3 separate regions of the Homo sapiens genome follow, and regions 2 and 3 are each linked to region 1. A link is an interaction called in ENCODE POLR2A ChIA-PET data of the cell type or tissue named here. Cell type or tissue: GM12878. All regions are shown on one strand. Each heading gives the region's core, and the rest is flanking DNA. Links, peaks and the distances in the headings are about the cores only. Region 1 overlaps LOC105369976 (a long non-coding RNA gene). Region 2 overlaps ANKRD13A (ankyrin repeat domain 13A). Region 3 overlaps ATP2A2 (ATPase sarcoplasmic/endoplasmic reticulum Ca2+ transporting 2).

Region 1 (6,881 bases), core at 828-5,827:
ATCTTACCTGCTCTGTGACCTTGGACAGCTCTGTTCATTTTATTCATTCACTTATTCATTCATTCATTCCCAAGAGCACCAGGAATAGTGGATATAGCAGCGGACAGGCAGACAAGTCAAATGTCCATCCACTGACAAATGAATCCACAAAAGGGTGTCTGTCCATAAAAGGGAATATTATTCATCCTTAAAAAGTAATGAAGCACTGACCCATGCTTCAACATGGATGAGCCTTTAAAACATTACACTAAGTGAAATAAGCCAAATGCAAAAGGACACCTTTTTTTTTTTTTTTTTTTTTGAGATGGAGTCTCACTCTGTCGCCAGGCTGGAGTGTAGTGGCGCAATCTCAGCTCACTGCAACCTCCACCTCCCGGGTTCAAGTGATTCTCCTCCCTCAGCCTCCTGAGTAGCTAGGACTACAGGCGTGCATCTCCACACCCAGCTAATTTCTGTATTTTTAGTAGAAACGGGGCTTCACCATGTTGGCCAGGATGGTCTCAATCTCTTGACCTCGTGATCTGCCCTCCTCGGCCTCCCAAAGTGCTGGAATTACAGGCGTGAGCCACCATGCCTGACCAGGATACTTCTTTTATGACTCTATTTATAGGAAATGTCCAGAATAGGCAAATCACTTCAGTGTTGCTCTTGCTACCACTCTAAGACATCTATTTTCTTGTCTTTCTTTTGCTTGTTTGTTTGTGACGGAGTCTCATTCTGTCGCCCAGGCTGGAGTGCAGTGGCATGATCTCAGCTTACTGCCATCTCTGCCTCCTGGGTTCAAGAGATTCTCCTACCCCAGCCTCCCAAGCAGCTGAGATTACAGGCACACACCAGCATGCCCGGATAATTTTTGTGTTTTTAGTAGAGACAATGTTTCACCATGTTGGCCAGGCTGGTCTCAAACTCCTGGCCTCAAACGATCCGCCCACCTCGGCCTACCAAAGTGCTGGGATTACAGGTGTGAGCCACTGCGCCTGGCCTATTTGTTTTTCTGCTGAGCTCTTGCACTGATCCCTCACGCTCTCCCCTCTCTACTCCTTCAGCCCTTGTCCTCTATTTCACCATTGCCACCTCCACCACTCCATGGATTCTGTTCTCAATGAGGTTACCAAAGACTTCTCAGTAGCCAGACTTTGTTGATATATTTTAGTCCTTATTTTACTTTATCTCTTGGATGCATTCAACACCACTGACCACTTTCTGCTTCTTGGAGCAGTTTTTTCCCTTGGTTTCCATGACTCTCCTGGGTCCCATGTTCTCCTGGTTTCTCATTTGTACCTCTATGACTCTTTATCTTATCTTTCTTTTTTAAAAATAATTTAATTTATTTATTTTAGAGACTGGGTCTTGCTCTGTCACCCAGGCTGGAGCGCAGTGGCATGATCATAGTTCACTGCCGCCTCAAACTTCTGGGCTCCAGCGATCCTTCTGCCACAGCCTCCTGAATAGCTGGGACCACAGGCACATGCCACCAAGCCTGGCCATTTTTTTTTAATTTTGTAGAGATAGGGTATTGCTATGTTACCCAGGCTGGTCTCAAACTCCTGGCCTCAAGTGATCCTCCTGCCTCAGCCTCCCAAAGTACTGGGATTACAGGCATGAGCCACTGCGTCCGACCTTTGTCTTAACTTTCTCTGGCTCTCTTCTCCCTGTAAATTTCAGTTCCAACAAATTGTCTCTCAGCACTTTTTATGTTCCTATCTGGATAGGACAGGTTATGCTCAAATAAGAAAGCTCTCTCAGAGTCTCATGGCTTATAACAGTGATGATTTAATTCTCACCCACACTACATGTCCATCATGGATCTCCCAGAAGGCTCTACTCTCTGTAGTCACTCAGAGATCAAGGCTAACGGAACAGCCACTGTCTTGAACTCTTTAATGAGAACTATGGAGAGTCTCACAGTAGCAATTAAATGTTCTGACCTCGTGATGGAAAGAATATAAAGTTACCAAAAAAAAAAAAAAAAAAAAAAAGCTCTGACCTAGAAATGCACTCACTTCTACTCATTACTCATTGGTCAAAACTAATCACTTAGTCCTACCCAACCACTAGGGAACCAGGAAATGCAGTTCCCGCATATATCCCCCATGTATCCAGAAACTGCAGAAGCAGAAATATTTGGTGAACAGCGCTAATGACTATTGCATCTTCTCCCTGGGAAATTTCATCCACACACATTGTTTTAAGAATAATCAAATGCTAAATGCGAAGCAGGTGGGAGGAGGGGGTATATATGTATATTATATGTTTAATTATGCATGGAATATAACTGGAAACAGGATCTACTATATAATTTGCAAGGCCCAGTGCAAAATGAAAATGTGAAGTCCGTTATTTAAAAGTTAAACATTTCAAAATGGTGACAGCAAAGCATTAAACAAATTCAGATTCCTTCTAAGTGTGGGTCCCTATATGACTGCACAGGTCCCATGCCCATGAAGCTAGCACATCTGGAAGGCTATACAAGGTGGTCTCTGGGAAGCGAGCTGAGGCTGGGGGAATTAGTCGGTGTTTGACGATTTATTTATCACCCTGCTTGTATCTGAATTTTTTCTACCATATGCGTTCATTACTTTTTTTTTTTTTGAGACAGTTTCACTCTTGTTGCCCAGGCTGGAGTGCCATGGCGCGATCTAGGCTCACCGCAACCTCTGCCTCCCGGGTTCAAGCGATTCTCCTGCCTCAGACTCCCGAGTAGTTGGGATTACAGGCATGCGCCACCATGCCCGGCTAATTTTTTGTATTTTTAGTAGAGACAGGGTTTCTCCATGTTGGTCAGGCTGGTCTCAAACTCCCGACCTCAGGTAAGCCACTGCACCCGGCCTGCGTTCATTACTTTTTAAATCACTGAACGCTAAATCTGTATCTCCAGACCATATCTGAATTCTGTGCATAGTCTATGAATCTATGAACCTATATAACCCACAGACACTTCAAGTCACATCTTCAAAATGAAACGCTTTCCCACAAAACAGTGCAAGTAAGGACTAATGAGAGGAGAGAGTGGAGACAGGCATGGACTATTTCTTCTATAGTCTTGGCTAGGAGGAAAAAGAGGTAAGAGGCCGGGTGCTGTGGCTCATGCCTGTAATCCCAGCACTTTGGGAGGCCGAGGCGAGTGGATCACCTGAGATCAGGAGTTCAAGAACAGCCTGGCCAACATGGCAAAACCTGTCTCTACTAAAAATACAAAAATTAGCTGGGTGTGATGGCGCCCGCCTGTAACCCCAGCTACTCGGAAGGGTGATAGAAGAATCACTTGAACCTAGGAGGTGAAAGTTGCACTGAGCCGAGATCGCGCCACTGCACTCCAGCCTGGGTGACAGAGCGAGACTCCGTCTAAAAAAATAAAGAAAGAGAGGTAAGAATGGTCTTTAATGGAGTCATGGGAAAATGTGTGTGTGTTGCAAGGATGTAGAGAAGATGGAACCATTTGAGCCATTCAAAGATTTTGATAGACTAAGTGGGATGTTGAGAATGGTGGTCTCTGTTTCTTTGTGAAGTAGGAAGCCACGTGTGAAGAAATGGGGATTGGGGATTGAATGGTGGATTTCTTAGTCATGTGTGTGTATGTGTTTACAATTTACAGAAAATCAGGTGACATTCTTCAGCAGAAAAGGGAGGTTTTTCTGAGGAAACACTTATCTCACAGAGCTCAAGTGCAGGAAATGTGGCCCAACCTCATGAGAACCTATTAATAGAATCAGAAACTAAACTGTCCTGAGCTGAAGTTGCTCTTTCAGTTTGAAACTGCGTGGGCCCGCCTCTGTTTGTCTCTCTGTGCGCCCATTGTGAGTCTCTGTAAACAATGGATTCCTCTGTTTCTCCCAGGGCACGTGGTCCAACACTGCCTTCAAGGTTAGGTGTCCACAGTTCGAGTGCAAGCCCAGATCCACTATCCAGTTCCGGAATTCAAGGGGAATGATTGGCCTAGTTATTTATCCCTAGTCCAATCAGCTATGGCTGTGGGCGGGGCCACAAACAAACATGGCGTCAAGCGCTGACGTCCATGAAGGGAGAAGACAGGGAGAAAGGAGGAAGAAGAAAAGGAAGGAGCGAGAGAGAGAGAGAGAGAAAGAAGAGAGAGAGCTCTCAGAGAATAGAGGCTAGGGGACTGCTGATTAAATACCCCAATTCCCTCAGGTGGGACAGCACTGAGGCAGGTCTAGGCAGTCTCCAGGGGACCCTAGTGGGACAGAGCCCAGATGCCCACAGCGATGACCTGCCCTTCCTTTTTTAATTCCACCCCCCTCCGCTCCCACCCCCGAGATGGAGTCTCGCTCTGTTGCCCCGGTTGCAGTGCAGCGGCGCCACATCGGCTCACTGCAACCTTCCCCTCTCGGGTTCAAACGATTCTTCTGCCTCAGCCTCCCCGAGTAGGTGGGGATTACAGGCGCCCTCCACCACGCCCGGCTAATTTTTGTATTTTTAGTAGAGACAAGGTTTCACTATGTTGGCCAGGCTGGTCACGAACTCCTGACCTCAAGTGATCCAACCACCTCAGCCTCCCAAAGTGCTGGAATTACAGGCGTGAGCCACCATGCCTGGTCGTGACCTGCTCTTTAGTGCTTCCTGTGTCGATTGCCTTCCCTTCCCTGCCTCCCTTCCCCATGCCTCTTCCTGGGTCACCTCCCAACAAACTACATTCACCTGAACCTCGTCCAGCCGTTATGTGCTGGTGTTAAGGAGTCTGTCTGGAATTTTCCCTGAGAGCAATAAGTGGGTTTATAAACAAGGGTGTGGCATGATCTCATTTGCAACTCAGAGCACTCTGGCTGCACCCTGGAAAATGGGCAGAAAGGGCAAGAGTGGAGACAGGGTCCTGCCCAGGGAAAGGGTACAGTGACATGGAGGGGGACTGAAGACAGCTCCTTAAAGGACACCAACATCAAGGAGACTAAGCTGAGGCACTAGGGAGGAGAGGAAGACCAGGAGACAGTGAGTATCCAGAGGCCACGGGATGAACACTTCACAAGTAAGCCGGTGGCCAAGGAGATATTAAGAGCGATGGTAAAGCTGTGAAATTAAAGCCGCTCTAGTAAGGGACCTGACAGATAAATTACTGGAACAGAATGGAGTCAAGTATTAAACACGAAGATAGGTGGAACCCGGGTGTGGTGGCTCACACCTGTAATCCCAGCACTTTGGGCAGCCAAAGCAGCAGGATTGCTTGAGCCCAGGAGTTCAAGATCATCCTGGGCAACAGAGGGAGGCCCTGTCTCTACAAGATATAAAAATAAATCAGCCAGTGGTGGTGCACGCCTGTGGTCTCAACCACTCGGGAGGCTGAGGTGGGAGGATCGCTTGAGCCCGGAAGGTCAAGGCTGCAGTGAGCCATGTTCATGCCACTGCACTCCAGCCTGGGCAACAGAGTGAGACTCTGTATGCAAAAAAAAAAAAAAAAAAAAAAAAAAAAAAGTAGGAACTTAGTGTGTGATAAAAACATTTAAATCAAGGGAGAAATAAATTCCTCCAGATAGGATCTTTAAACAATTGGCTACTCATTTAGGGGAGGTCCGAGGGAGAGGAAAATGTACTCAAACTTTACAGATTTGAAAAGATGTGTAACTTTTCAAAATATAAAGTGATAGAACTGTCATAGGTAAACTGAGTCCTTTCCTTATTTTATATCACTTGCAAAGAAAGAACACCAAAATTGGAAAAAAAAAAAAGGCCAGCTGGATTTATTCTCTGGCCAGAGAAGGAGAAGGAGTGACCTCTCACTCCAGAAACACCTCCTCCTCCCCAAGCTGTGGAAAGCTGGAGAATTTTAAAGAGTTAGATATGGGGTGGAAAGGTTTGTAAGTCTGTGCAGGGAGGAACTTTAGATGCGCAGGCACAAACCATAAACATGTGTCTTCATACGATGCATGGTCAGAAAATAGTAATTTTCTTCTATGGGTGGGGATTTTAGTATTATAATAATAAGTTAATGATCTAAAGATAACAAGGAGTCCCTGATTCTGGTTTGCTCTGGTTTCCAGCAGGCCTTACCTTCCTCTGATAATTGGTGAAACATTTTGAAGCTCCCAGGGCATCTAGAGTCCTTGTAAACTAGCATACCTAGAGGTAAAGAGACTGAAAGAAACTGTTTAAGAAATGACATAGAGCTTTTGCAGTTATCGACCACTTAAGAAAATAATGAATATTCAGCTGTTTTGCTCTCTCAGCTATTTCTCCAGGACTGCCCCAACAAGAGTCTCCAAAAGTGAGCAAAATCAGCTACACAAAATGGGACATGCAAGTTACCATTCTATTTGTATTGCACACATTTTGCATTAAAGATAGAAAATGCAAACAAAGATAACTGGACACCCTTTGAAATTACTCAACTGATGATGACACCTCACTCTCCTCTACCTGGCTGGTGTTCCATACTTCTTCCCACAGACTCTGTGAACATGTCCGTACCAGCGGGGCTTTACAGCCACGATACAAGGCTTTTCTTCTTTTTTTCTTTTTTTTCTTGAGATGGAGTCTCGCTCTGTCGCCCAGGCTGGAGTGCAGTGGCACAGTCTTGGCTCACTACAAGCTCTGCCTCCCAGGTTCACGCCATTCTCCTGCCTCAGCCTCCTAAGTAGCTGGGACTACAGGCGCCCGCCACCATGCCTGGCTAATTTTTTTGTATTTTTAGTAGAGACGGGGTTTCACCGTGTTAGCTAGGATGGTCTCGATCTCCTGACCTCGTGATCCGCCCAAAGTGCTGGGATTACAGGCGTGAGCCACCGTGCCTGGCCAAGGCTTTTCTTCTCTGTCGGGTGTGCAATGTTCCAGCCGTGGTTCACTGTGGTTTCTTTCTTGATAACTGCCATGACTAAAACAACATGTCAAAGCAATATTATTTTCCTCTATATTTCTCCAGGGCTATTTCTCAG
Region 2 (6,881 bases), core at 819-5,818, 67 kb before region 1:
TGGAAAAGTTTGTGAAACATTGGTATTAATTCTTTAAATGTTTAATAGCATTCACCAGTGAAGTCCAGGCATGGTGGCTCGTGCCTGTAATCCCAGCACTTTGGGAGGCTGAGGTGGGCAGATCACATGAGGTTAGGAGTTCAAGACCAGCCTGGCCAACATGGCAAAACCCCAATTTTACTAAAAGTACATAAATTAGCCAGGTGTGGTGGTGGGCACCTGTAATCCCAGCTACTCAGGAGGCTGAGGCACAAGAATCACTTGAACCTGGGAGGTGGAGGTTGCAGTGAGCTGAGATTGTGCCACTATACTCCAGCCTGGGCGACAGAGCGAGACTCAGTCTGGAAAAAAAACCCATCTGGGCCTGCATTTTTTTTGGTGGGCAGTTTTAAAATTACTAATTCAATCTCTTGTTATAAACTTATTCAGATTTTTGGTTTCTTTTTGAGTCAGTTTTGCTAGTTTGCATTTCTGTAGGGATTTATCTTGTTCATCTAAGTTGTCTAATTTGTTGGCATACAGTTGTTCATAGTCTTCTTTTATTTTATTTTATTTTTTGAGACGAAGTTTTACTCTTGTTGCCCAGGCTGGAGTGCAATGGCACAATCTCGGCTCACCACAACCTCCGCCTTCCGGGTTCAAGCAATTCTCCTGCCTCAGCCTCCTGAGTAGCTGGGGCTACAGGCATGTGCCACCACGCGCGGCTAATTTTGTATTTTTAGTAGAGACGGGGTTTCTCCATGTTGGTCAGGCTGGTCTCGAACTCCCGACCTCTAGTGATCCACCCGCCTCGGCCTCTCAAAGTGTTGGGATTACAGGCATGAGCCACTGCACCCGGCCCATAGTTTTCTTTTATAATCCTTTTTATTTCTGTAGAGTTGCTAATATTCCATCTTTAATTCCTGATTTTAGTAAGTTAAGTCTTCTCTCTTTTTTCCCTGGTCTATCTAACTAAATGTTCGTCAATGTTGTTGACATTTTCCAAGAACCAACTTTTGGTTTTGTTGATTTTCTCTGTTGTTTTCTCTTCTCTATTTTACTCATTCCCCCTCTACTCTTTATGCACTTATTGTTTTAAAATCACACTGTCATCATAATACAATTACAGCATTTTTTTTCGACTGCCTCTTCAGATGAGAGAGATGCAGGAAGGTCTGAAGAGTTACAATTATCCAAGAAATGTGTGCTGCTCTGTGGCTTATCCATAGGTGCTCCTCTGTGGTCCGAAGTAGAAAAAAAGTTAACATCGTAATGTATTTGGCTTTTATTTTGTACATCATCTCTAACTGTTGCCCAGGAGTTTGAGTGTTTTTTGTTTGTTGTTTTGTTTTGTTTTGTTTTTGAGACGGAGTCTCGCTCTGTCACCCAGGCTGGAATGCAATGGCACAATCTCAGCTCACTGCAACCTCCGCCTCCCAGGTTCAAGCGATTCTCCTGCCTCAGCTTCCCGAGTAGCTGGGACAATATAGGCACTCACCACCTCGCCTGGCTAATTTTTGTATTTTTAGTAGAGATAGGGTTTCACCATTTTGGTCAAGTTGGTCTCGAACTCCTGACCTCAGGTGATCCACCCACCTCGGCCTCCCGAAGTGCTGGGATTACAGGCATGAGCCACCGCGCCTGGCTGAGTTTGAGTGTTAATCCTTACTCTGCGCTTTTAGTTTTGCTCTGGGGTGTGAATTGTAGTAAGTAGTTTCCCCTTTCCCATGATAAACATTTTTACACACCTCCCCTGTGGCAGGTAGTATGCTAAACCTAGCACCTTTCATTTAGATTGAATTTGTTAGGTAAGAAAATACTTAGTTTATGTAATAGACGTGTAGGAAGATAATGAGTTTGCTAATTATTTCTTTCCTGCTAAACTTCAACTGAATTTATAGTTCATAAGTTCATCGTCTTGTTACTTTTAAAAAAATATTTAATGCAAGTTAGAGACTAAGGTAAGAGAATCTAGAAGATATTAATATGACTTGGATCCTACCCTTTGGAATTCTCCATCTCTTTGGTGCGATGGACAAGTCATAACCTTGGGAAGAGTCAGGGAATCATGGGAGGTGTGTGGACTGGGCTCCAGGAGACAGGAAGGTATTTTAGCACCGGGGGAACACTGAGGCCTGGGATTGGTCCAGGAGGACTTATGTTCAGCTAGCAGATGTCTTCAACCACGTCCCTTATTCCTCAATAAGAGTTATCTTCACTGTATAATAGCCATGACATAGTTTTCGCAAAACAGGGAGGTTTGATAGCTATTGGATTGTGGTGGTTTACCCATGCTCCTGCTTCACTTTCCTAAGTGGCACTTTCTGCGTATCTTCAGAGACTGCAGGGGTAGTTAGTACCTGAATAACAGCTAGCATCTTAAATCAAAATAAAGCACATTTTCTAAGATGTATTATGGCATTTAAAAAGTTTTTACAGGCTGGGCATGGTGGCTCATGCCTTTAATCCCAGCTACTAGGGAGGCTGATATGGGAGGATCACTTGAGTCCAAGAGGTCAAGGCTGCAGTAAGCTGTGATCACGCCACTGCATACCAGCCTGGGTGACAGGGTGAGACCTTGTTTAAAAGAAAAAAAAAAAAAAGGTTGTACTTTCCAAAAGTCCATGGCAGTTTGTTGTATTCTTGGAAGAACTTTCAGAGTCACATTTTTTAGGCAGTGCCCAGGCATTGAGACTTAGCTCACACTAGAGAAATTGCTGCGTGGCTCTGGACACGCGGTGCAGGTGCCAAAAGGGGGGCGAGAGTGGCAGAATAGGAACGAAGAGGTAAGAGCCAGGTGTGCATGTCTAGCATGGGGAAGAAAACCCTTGATGGGATGGATGGAAGTGACGCATGTGCACTTGCCTATTTCTTTGTGAGTAGATCCGCATACGTGCCCGGCAGATCATGCTTGCGGTCTGAAGGACCCACAGATGCTGCTGGAGTTTATGTGCTACTTCAAGGCACGTGGAACTCAATACACAATAATGAGAGTGGTGTTTTGGTGGGAATCCAGCTAGAGAATGTAATTTTATTCTGACCCAAATTATCTGTGCTTTCAGTTTTGATTAAGGTCCTATACTTCCTATTCTAGACTTGAATGCTGATATGTGCTTGAGAAATCCCCCATGTTCAGTGTTGTCCGGTGATTGCATTTCATGAAAGCTCCTGGCCTTATTTAGACTTAATTTGAGTGCTGTTGAGAGCTTAAACTTGTGTTGGATGATCTGGAGCCTGTTGCCAACATTTATTTATTAGGCACTTAACTTTATAGAAAAAGGAATTCAGTAACTATCACCTTCATATATAATCCCCAAATTCATATTTTAACTGTGCCCAAATGCAAACATACCTTCTTACATGTGTTGCTCTAATTAATGCATAAATATGTTTTCTATTTTTTGTACTTGAAATATCTGTCAAGCACATTTCCCTATTTTAATGTAATACATCCAATTATGTAAATGCCAGTGTTTCCTTCACAGAATGTGGAGGCTGTGGACCCACGAGGTCGAACATTATTGCATCTTGCTGTTTCCTTGGGACATTTGGAATCTGCTCGAGTCTTACTCCGACATAAAGCAGATGTGACAAAAGAAAATCGCCAGGGATGGACAGGTAAGTATACTTTTACAATAATTTAAAGTCCGTCTGAGCACCATGGTGAAACCCTGTCTCTACAAAAAAATATGAAAATTAGCCAGGTGCGGTGGTGCATGTCTGTAGTACCAGCTACTCAGGAGGCTGAGGGGGTAGGATCACCTGAGCCCGGGGAGGTTGACACTGCAGTGAACTGTGATTGCGTCACTGCACTCCACCCTGGGCAATAGAGCAAGAACTTTTCTCAAAAAAAAGGTCATTCATTTTAGTTTCTGTTTCTGAATAAAGGCCAGTCTCAATCATACTTTTCCTTGGAGTCATCTTTATCTTAAGATTTCTCTCTTGGGACAAGGGATGGGGACAAGGAAATGGGAGCCCAGGATGATGCAGGTTGCGTCCCAGGCCAGAAACCCTCGGTAGAGAATGACTCCTCATCCAGAAACAGCTCTCAGTGCAAACTTCTTCCACCATACACGAATGTGGAGGCCAGTTTTCCCCTGAGGAATATGGTTACCTCCATTGAATCCATCAAAATAGGCAAAAATCAAAAATAAATTGTGGCTAAAAGTAGCCTCTTCCTGGGAAATCCTGTCACTTCACTTGTTTGTAAGCTCTTCTACCATTGGCCAGAGTAATTTTGTGTTGACTGAGCAGGGATACTGTAGGCCAAGCCCTGCCTGCCAGGTCTACATATAACCACAGTTACATGTTGTGTGATCGTATAGTTAAAGCCAACTGTCTAAACACATTATCAGGATTTCGCAACCAGTGGTAAGAATAGGGGTCGGGAGAGGTGGACGGGGTTTGATCAAGGTGCTAAGGGTACTCTATGTTTTTTACTCAGTGAAGAGCTAGCAATCAGAAGTCATGATCATCCTGGTAAGGTTGGACTGCAGCCCTTTTCTTCTGAAGAAAATACTGGTCTTTGATCTAGATACTTTTTCAGCCTGGTTTTGGAATTTGTCAGAAAGTATGAGAATTAAATTTCACCCTTTTGTTTTCTAGTTTTACATGAGGCTGTGAGCACTGGCGATCCTGAGATGGTGTACACAGTTCTCCAACATCGAGACTACCACAACACATCCATGGCCCTTGAGGGAGTTCCTGAGCTGCTCCAAAAAATTCTCGAGGTATCCATGAAAATGTGGCCAGGCCATAATCTGAGCTAAATGCTGATACAATTACTGGAGACACAGTTTGACATCCTTGTGTGCCTTCCTAAAGAGTTTTCTGATTCGTGAATATGAAATACTCAATACCAATCACATTATTCCTTGCCCTTCTAATTTGTGGAAATGTGAGTTCTTTTACAAATTACACTTCTAAGTCACTGGGCTTACCCTTTTAAGTACTATTTAAAAATTATAATTGAGCCAGGTGTAGTGGCTCATGCCTATATTCCCACCACTTTGGGAGGCTGAGGCAGGAGGATTTGCTGAAGCCCAGGAGTTTGAGACCAGCCTGGGCAACAAACAAAGCAAGACTCTGTCTCTAAAAAAAAATTAGCAGGGCATGGTAGTGCATACCTGTAGTCTGAGCTACTTGGGAGGCTGAGGTAGGATGATCGCTTGAACCCAGAAGGTTGAGGCTGCAGTGAGCCACCCCTGAGTGAGGGTGCAGTGATCGCACCCCTGCACTCCAGTCTGGGTGACAGAGCAAGACCTAAAATAATAATAAATATAATAATATAATAATAAATGATAATAAAGTAAAAATTAGAACTTAAGGAAAATGGACATCAAACAGTTAATTTGTTTAGGTGCCTGTTTTCTTGAAAGTAGCCTCCTGAGCATCTGTAATCTTAGGAAAGTTGTGATAGGTATCACTTACTATGCAGGGATTTTCAGATTCTGTTAAGGCTCAGAGGTCTGTGTGTAACTTCTCCTTGCCAGGCTTGTCACTTCAGCTATTAGTATTTCGAGACCTTTAGTCCATTGCCCTGATTCATTTATAGAGAAAAATTAATAGCTCTATCGAGAAAAGGAACAACTTTATTATAAATAAGACAGTCAGCTGGGTGTGGTGGCTCACGCCTATAATGCCAGCACTTTGGGAGGCTGAGGTGGGTGGATCACGAGGTCAGGAGACCGAGACCATCCTGACTAACACGGTGAAACCCCATCTCTACTAAAAATACAAAAAATTAGCCGGGTGTGGTGGCGGGCGCCTGTAGTCCCAGCTACTCAGGAGGCTGAGGCAGGAGAATGCTGTGAACCTGGGAGGCGGAGCTTGCAGTGAGCCGAGATTGCACCACTGCACTCCAGCCTGGGTGACAGAGCGAGACTCCATCTCAAAAAATAAAAAATAAAAATAAAAATTAGTGTCAAGGATTTTAATTTTTTTACTCATATTGGTCCATTGTGATGGACTGCACTGAATTGTATTCTTTGCTTCAAGTTATAGAGAGCCTGTAAATGACCTGCGTACTTAGTGGCTCCAGAAGCTGTCATTGATGTCTTGTCTTTCAACAGTATCTCCTTATAACATACATCAGCCTTTCTTACCACCTGTTTCTTGGAGGTTGTCTTTGCTCATCATTGGAATGCTGGCAGATTTTACTCCAGGGTAGATTCTTGGCCCTCCTGCCCTGTTCTTTGGTAAAAATCATGGCAAAGCCTTGCAAGTGTGTAGGAATAGGAAGAACACCTGGAATTTCTAGCATTTCTCTTCTTTTTTTTTTTTGAGACGGAATCTCGCTCTGTAGCCCAGGCTGGAGTGCAGTGGCGCGATCTTGGTTCACTGCAAGCTCCACCTCCCGGGTTCACGCCATTCTCCTGCCTCAGCCTCCCGAGTAGCTGGGACTACAGGCGCCCACCACCGCGCCCGGCTAATTTTTTTTTTTGTATTTTTAGTAGAGATGGGGTTTCACCATGGTCTCGATCTCCTGACCTCGTGATCCGCCCGCCTCGGCCTCCCAAAGTGCTGGGATTACAGGCGTGAGCCAGTGCGCCCGGCCGCATTTCTCTTCTTGAAGGGTAACTTTTAGATTTCTGAATCTTTAGGAACTTACAGGAATGGTAGGTAAGAAAATAATCCTAAACAGGGCTGCTGTGGTAGTTTAAAACTTCAGAAAGCCAAATTCTACATGTTTCAGAGGAAAGTGGAGAAAAATGTTATGTTAACTGGAGGGAAAATCAACTTCCTGAGGAAGTGGAGTCTAGCAACCTCTTTCGGTTTCACAGAGTAGTTCAATAAATAGGAAGCACTTGCCAGCACACAAACCTTTTACAGTCAAGTTGCTCGTTGAATGGATGGAATTGACATTCCCTGCCCTTTGCCTAGAATAGGTGGTTACCCACATT
Region 3 (6,881 bases), core at 1,180-6,179, 220 kb after region 1:
AAGGAAATGAGAATGTGAGAACCATTATCTTTATGTCTCCTAGTTGCTTCCTGTGACAAACTTTAAAAGCTACATGTCATTTTTATTCTCCTTGGGTTTTTTTGGTAGGTTTAGCTATAAAAATTGTTTCCCCTTCAGTGCTTACTACAGACTCTGAGACTTAAAATTCATGTTAAGTGTTGATCTTTTAGGTATTTGACGGATATAATCACCCCTTTGAGGACTGAAGTAGACCTTTTTTTTGTTTTTGTTTTGAGACCGACTCTCTGTCGCCCAGGCAGGAGTGCAGTGGCACGATCTCGGCTCACTGCAACCTCCGCCTCCCAGGTTCAAGCAGTTCTGCCTCAGCCTCCTTGAGTAGCTGGGATTACAGGCACCTGACACCACACCCAGCTAATTTTTGTATTTTTAGTAGAGACGGGGTTTCACCATCAGGCTGGTCTCAAACCCCTGACCTCGTGATCCACCCACCTCGGCCTCCCAAAGTGCTGGGATTACAGGTGTGAGCCACCACTCCCGGCCTTTTTTTTTTTTTTTTTTTTTGTTTGTTTGTTTGTTTGTTTGTTTTGACCGACTTTCACTCTTGTTGCCCAGGCTGGAGTGCAATGGTGCAGTCTTGGCTCACTGCAACCTCCACTTCCCGGGATCAAGCAATTCTCCTGTCTCACCCTCCCGGGTAGCTGGGATTACAGGCACGTGCCACCATGCCCAGCTAACTTACTTACTTTTAATAGAGATGGGGTTTCATTTTGTTGGTCAGGCTGGTCTCAAACTCCTGACCTCAGATGATTCCCCCTGCCTTGGCCTCCCAAAGTGCTAGGATTACATGCGTGAGCCACCACGCCCGACACATCTTATAAACATACTTAGTCCTGTTGAAATTGTAAACTTCTAATCTTTACCAATAAATGTTAACGATCTTTATGTGGTAGGTTCATAGAAAGATGGCCTACTTAGAGATTTGTAATTGTGCCATATATATGTGTGTGTGTGTGTGTGTGTGTGTGTGTGTGTGTGTGTATATATTTTTTTTTTTTTTTTTTTTTTTTTAGATGGAGTCTTGCTCTGTTGCCCAGGCTGGAGTGCAGTGGTGTGATTTTGGCTCACTGCAACCTCCGTCTTGTGGGTTTGAACAATTCTCCTGCCTCAGCTTCCCGAGTAGCTGGGATTATAGGTGACTGTCACCATGCCTGGCTGTTGTTTTTTTTGTTTTTTTGAGACAGAGTCTCACTCTGTCACCCAGGCTGGAGTGCAGTGGCATGATCTTGGCTCACTGCAAGCTCCGCCTCCCGGGCTCACGCCATTCTCCTGTCTCAGCCTCCCGAATAGCTGGGATTACAGGTGCCCACCACCACGCCCAGCTAATTTTTTGTACTTTTAATAGAGACGGGGTTTCACCGTGTTAGCCAGGATGGTCTCGATCTCCTGACCTTGTGATCCGCCTGCCTCGGCCTCCCAAAGTGCCGGGATTACAAGTGTGAGCCACTGTGCCTGGCCTTCTTCTTATGTTTTTCTCAAAAAAATTATATTTGGTCAGGGCATGGTAGCTCATGCCTGTAGTATCAGCAGTTTGGGAAGCTGAGGCGGGTGGATCAGTTAAGGTCAGGAGGTCGAGACCAGCCTGGCCAACATGGCAAGTCCCCGTCGCTACTAAAAATACAGAAAGTTAGCTGGGTATGGTAGCATGCGCCCCCAGCTACTTGGGAGGCTGAGGCAGGGCTTGAACCTAGGGGGCGGAGTTTGCAGTGAGCCGAGATGATGCCACTGCACTCGAGCCTGGGCGACAGAGCTAGACTTCGTCTCAGAAAAAAAAGATTCGAGTTTTTAAAAAAAGAACATTCTTAAGTCTTTAGTATACTGAATGGTATGAGCAGCAATAGAGGGTTGTGGCCTTCTGAAAGTAAGGAAAATTATAATGACAGTATAAGGTAGTATGAGGGGCATAGTCTTTTATTTCTGACCAGTGTCATCAAGGAGGGCTTTATTTTTTTTAAGACGGAGTCTCGCTCTGTCAACCAGGCTGGAGTGCAGTGGCACGATCTTGGCCCACTGCAGCCTCCACCTCCCGGACTCAAGAGATTCTCCCACCTCAGTCTCCCAAGTAGCTGGGATTACAGGCGTGCACCACCACGCCTGGTTAATTTTTTGTATTTTTAGTAGAGACAGTTTCACCATGTTGGCCAGGCTGGTCTCGCACTCCCAACCTCAGGCGATCCGCCCACCTCAGCCTCCCAAAGTGCCGGGATTACAGGTGTGAGCCACCATGCCCAGCCTTTTCATTGATTGTAATTGTCATCTTTGTTCTCAGGGTCAGAGATAATTTATCTTTTTTTTCCCCCAAGACAGCTTCACTCTTGCCCAGGCTGGAGTGCAGTGTCATAATCACAGCTCACTCCAATCTCTGCCTCGCAGGCTTAGTGATCCTCCCACCTCAGCCTCCTGAGCAGCTGAGACTGCAGGTGTATGGCACCATGTCAGGATAATTTTTGCATTTTTCGTAGAGACACTGTCTCGTTATGTTCAGCCCAGGTTGGTCTGGAACTCTTGGGCTCAAGCAGTCCTCTTACCTCAGCCTCCCAAAAGTGCTGGGATTACAGGCATGAGCTACTGTGCTCAGCTGATAATTTAAGCACATGCAAAATACAGTGCTCATGGGATATTTGTTTAACCTTGAGCAGTCCAGTTAAATTCCACCCAACATGATCTTGAAGGGTAAGAATGTCTGATATGAGATTGAAATTAACTTTATCATGAATTTCCCAATTAAGGTTTTTTTATACTTTTTCTGGGGTATATACATCAAAACTGAGGTACACGTGTTACCAGCTTTCATCTTTGTGTCATTTGATTCTCTTTAGGCTGGTTTGATTCTACAACTTCCATTCTGAAATCGGGAAGAAAATTACTGTGACTTCTAACGGTTGATAGTTCATATATGATGTCATGAGAAATATATAGCTTGGGACTGGCAGTGCTATGATGAGAGTCCAGCCATTCATTGGTCTTTACAACTGGAGGGATAGTTCTTAGAATTTGTGAGAGATACTCATCACTCATAGCATTTACTGTGTGCCCAAACACAATCTAAGCATGTTACATATGACTTCTTATCCTCACAAACCTTGAGGTAGGAACTGTTAGTGTTGTCATTTTATAGACAGTAAACTTGTGTGTTGTGTAACCTCTCTACAGTGACATAGCTGTTAAGAGCCTGTATTGAACCTGGGCAGCTTAGCCCAGAGTTGGGTTGGGTTGGGGTTTTTTTTGTTTTGTTTTGTTTTGTTTTTTTGACATAGTCTCTTTCTGTTGCCCAGGCTGGAGTGCAGTGGCAGGATCTCGTCTCACTGCAGCCTCCGCCTCTCGGGTTCAAGCGATTCTTCTGCCTCAGCCTCCTGAGCCCAGACTATTAAGCTGTACTGCCTCTCATGAGACAGAATTGATTTTAAATGGCAGGGGGATTTGGCTAAAGGTGAAAGCTGTGTTTTACAGTCTTAGGGACAGCAGAGTCTGTAATTGCTTTTCCTCATTGTTTTATCCCCTTAGCTTAATTGAGGGTACTTAACGTTTCGTTTTTAATACAAATTAATAAATGTCCTTGTGTCTGTTGCCTTAGATGTGAATTGTTTAGTACAAATGTTACTGGTGGGCTTCCTTTCTTTTTAAAGATTAGACCTCTAACATTTTATTCCTTGGGTTAGAAATAATTGCAGTGTCAGGCAGGTCTTTACTACTCTTCTGTTTTCTTTTATACAGGAAAGAAATGCTGAAAATGCCATCGAAGCCCTTAAGGAATATGAGCCTGAAATGGGCAAAGTGTATCGACAGGACAGAAAGAGTGTGCAGCGGATTAAAGCTAAAGACATAGTTCCTGGTGATATTGTAGAAATTGCTGGTGAGTTGAGTTTGTCATTTTTCTTTTATTCTAGATAGTATTTCTGAATGTAGTCCTTTTCTCAAGGCTCATAATTATATTTAAAATAATTGTTTTCATGTATCAATTAACACATTTTATTGCCATTCATACAAATCCTACATTCTCTAAAATTATTTTGAAATGTTTTAGCACCTCCCTTCCTGTCATTGATAAGGCTTTTGGTTTTTGTTTTTAAACAAGGTATTTTGAATTCTACTTGTTTAAATACATTGTAGAACACAAGTGCTAGAGAGGTAAAACCTAATGTTGATTTGACAGTTAGTTATAGTGAACAATTTGTTAGAATACTGGCTAATGACGACACAGTTTTTCCTGTTTTGTTTCTTGGCACCAAAGTTCATGGTCAAGGGTAATTTCTTGACTCTGAAAGCTATGCTTGGCCAGGCTTGGTAGCTCACGCCTGTAATCCCAGCACTTTGGGATGCCGAGGCAGGCAGATCACGAGGTCAAGAGATTGAGACCACCCTGGCCAACATGAAACCTCATCTCTACTAAAAATGCAAAAATTAGCCGGGCATGATGGTGTGTGCCTGTAGTCCCAGCCACTTGTGAGGCTGCAGCAGGAAGAATCGCTTGAACCTGGGAGGCGGAGGTTGCAGTGAGCTGAGATCGCACCACTGCACTCCATCTTGATGACAGAGTGAGACTTCATCTCAAAAAAAAAAAAAAAAAACAGTATGCTTAAAAATACTTATGTGTTACACTGAGCCAGGAGTCTCTGCCTGAATTCCAGAGATAGCTTCAAAGAGTCCATGAATCCACTGTGAGTCCAGAATGCTCCACAGACCTCCAAGGGTCAGTATCCTCACTGCTGTAGATTAGTGCTGTTTTTTTGTTTTGTTTTGTTTTGTTTTTTGAGATGGGAGTCTCACTCTGTTACCCGGGCTGGAGTGCAGTGGCATGATCTCAGCTCACTGCAACCTCCACCTCCCAAGCTCAAGCGATCCTCCCACTTTGCCCCCCAAATAGCTGGTACCACAGATGCATGCCACTACACTCGCCTAATTTTTATATTTTTTGTAGAGAGGGAGTTTTGCCATGTTGCTCAGGCTAGTCTCAAACTCCTGAGCTCAAGTGATCCTGCCTTAGCGTCCCAAAGTGCTGGGATTACAGGTGTGCCCAGCAGCCATATTTCTGACAGTCCAAAATCACAACACCCCTGGGACCAACCAGGATAGTCTAGGTGGGTTGTTTGTTTTGGCTATTTCACTTAGAGAGTCATTGCATACTGTTATTCAGATTATCTGGCTTTTCATACCCTTCTGAGTTAAGTATACTATTTACTTTGTTGCTATTTGTGAATTATCTCATAGTAATATGCTTTTATATTGACTTGGGAAGGGTGTGCTTTGTCTTTATTGTCTTACTCATTTTAATGAATTGAAAGAGCTGCATTCCTTAACCCATGCTCTACAACTTTGGCCTCTGAAAGGAAATTGCCTTGTCCTATTCTCTCATCCAGAAATTTTTGTTGTTCCTCCAGAAAAAAAGGATAGTGTTACATATATGCCAGTAAGCCAATTATTTGGGACTGTGTAGTGTTTGTGTGTAAATGGTGTGTGTAAATGATTTAACAGCTTCCTTAAGTATAGTGTTAAGAAGAGTACAACTCAGAATGAAATGTCTTGGCTATTGGATTTTTTAAAACTTCCTGTTTTGGCCAGGCGTGGTGGCTCATGCCTGTAATCCCAGCACTTTGGGAGGCTGAGGTGGGCAGATCATGAGGTCAAGAGATCGAAACTATCCTGGCCAAAATGGTGAAACCCTGTCTCTACTGAAAATACAGAAATCAGCTGGGCATGGTGGCTCCCACCTGTAGTCCGAGCTCCTCGGGAGGCTGAGGCAGGAGAATCTCTTAAACCCAGGAGGCAGAGGTTGCAGTGAGCCGAGGTCGTGCCATTTCACTGCAGCCTGGGCGACAGAGCCCCAGACTCCATCTCAAAAAAACAAATTTTCTGTTTTGACACAAATGTTATACTATCACAGATGTATTATTTTTTCACTCTGTATACACACATTTTTGTATGAACTGTTGAAGGGTATATTGCAGGCATGATGCCCCTTTAACTCCTAAATAACATTTGTTTTATAGTATCAAGGATGTTCTCTTATATAACCTCAGTATGATTATCAGAATTAGGAAATTGATGCAATAGTATGTAAGATCTTATTCAGAATTTACCAGTTATCACTTTTTTTGATGAGGGGAAGACAGGGTCTCAATCTGTCACCCAGGCTGGAGTGCAGTGGCACCATCACGGCTCACTGCAGCGTTGACCTCCTGGGCTCAAGTGATTCTCCCACCTCAGCCTCCTGAATAACTGGGATCACAGGCATGAGCAACCAAGCTCCTAGCTAAGTTTTGTATTTTTTTGTAGAGATGGGTCTTGCCCTGTTGCCCAGGCTGGTCTCTCAAACTCCTGGGCTCAGGCAGTCCTGCCTCAGCCTCCCAAAATGCTGGGATTACAGACGTGAGCCCACTGCGCCTGGCCCACATTTTTTTTAATAGCAAAAAATATTTGAATTAGGGAATTCTGATGGTGATGAAGAAAATAGGTCAGAATGGGGAAGGCTGAAGATATAGGGAGGCTATTTTAGTAGTCTAGGCAAGAGATAATGAGGACAGTAACATTAAGAATAATGAAGGAAAGATTTTTGAGTTCATGAATAGTGGCTCTTAAGCAGGAGTGCACATCACAATCATCTGGGGGCACTCTTTTTAAAAAAGTTTTTGGCAGGTCTCAACCTAGAATATTAACTCTGAATCTCCATTGGGTACAGAGTTCTGATCGTGAGTAGTTCAAAGAGTGAGCCTCTGACTTAGTTACAAAACAGCAGATTTGTTTTGTTTTGTTTTGAGATGGAGTTTCGCTCTTGTTGCCCAGGCTGGAGTGCAATGGCACCATCACGGCTCACTGCAGCATTGACCTCCTGGGCTCAAGTGATT

Evidence for each region. Peaks named below come from ENCODE experiments on the same cell type or tissue, not always from the same donor. Only the 100,000 strongest peaks of a DNase experiment are listed, where the experiment ranks them.
Region 2: POLR2A ChIA-PET joins it to region 1 with 8 read pairs; 5 of 35 experiments call an interaction of 5 or more read pairs at or near these places.
Region 3: POLR2A ChIA-PET joins it to region 1 with 5 read pairs; 7 of 35 experiments call an interaction of 5 or more read pairs at or near these places.

Annotation. Positions count from the first base shown.
Region 1 is chr12:110,075,994-110,082,874 of GRCh38, forward strand. LOC105369976 (a long non-coding RNA gene) reads right to left here. Exons shown (of 3, transcript XR_945334.2): 3 at 6,704-6,820. Among named protein-coding and RNA genes, the nearest start is that of C12orf76, 31 kb to the left of the region's middle. RefSeq lists a cis regulatory region at 3,432-4,262 and enhancers at 3,524-3,603, 3,744-3,873. In GM12878, for the core only: no CTCF peak of the experiment used is centred there; a DNase peak (open chromatin) is centred at 3,678; H3K4me3 peaks cover 351 bases; H3K27ac peaks cover 1,743 bases.
Region 2 is chr12:110,008,541-110,015,421 of GRCh38, forward strand. It overlaps ANKRD13A (ankyrin repeat domain 13A), which reads left to right. Exons shown (of 15, transcript NM_033121.2): 2 at 3,465-3,597; 3 at 4,585-4,709. Among named protein-coding and RNA genes, the nearest start is that of ANKRD13A, 13 kb to the left of the region's middle. RefSeq lists enhancers at 2,404-2,698, 2,775-2,964. In GM12878, for the core only: no CTCF peak of the experiment used is centred there; DNase peaks (open chromatin) are centred at 2,984 and 3,758; H3K4me3 peaks cover 3,299 bases; H3K27ac peaks cover 3,925 bases.
Region 3 is chr12:110,292,846-110,299,726 of GRCh38, forward strand. ATP2A2 (ATPase sarcoplasmic/endoplasmic reticulum Ca2+ transporting 2) reads left to right here. Exons shown (of 20, transcript NM_170665.4): 5 at 3,754-3,892. Among named protein-coding and RNA genes, the nearest start is that of ATP2A2, 15 kb to the left of the region's middle. In GM12878, for the core only: no CTCF peak of the experiment used is centred there; no DNase peak of the experiment used is centred there.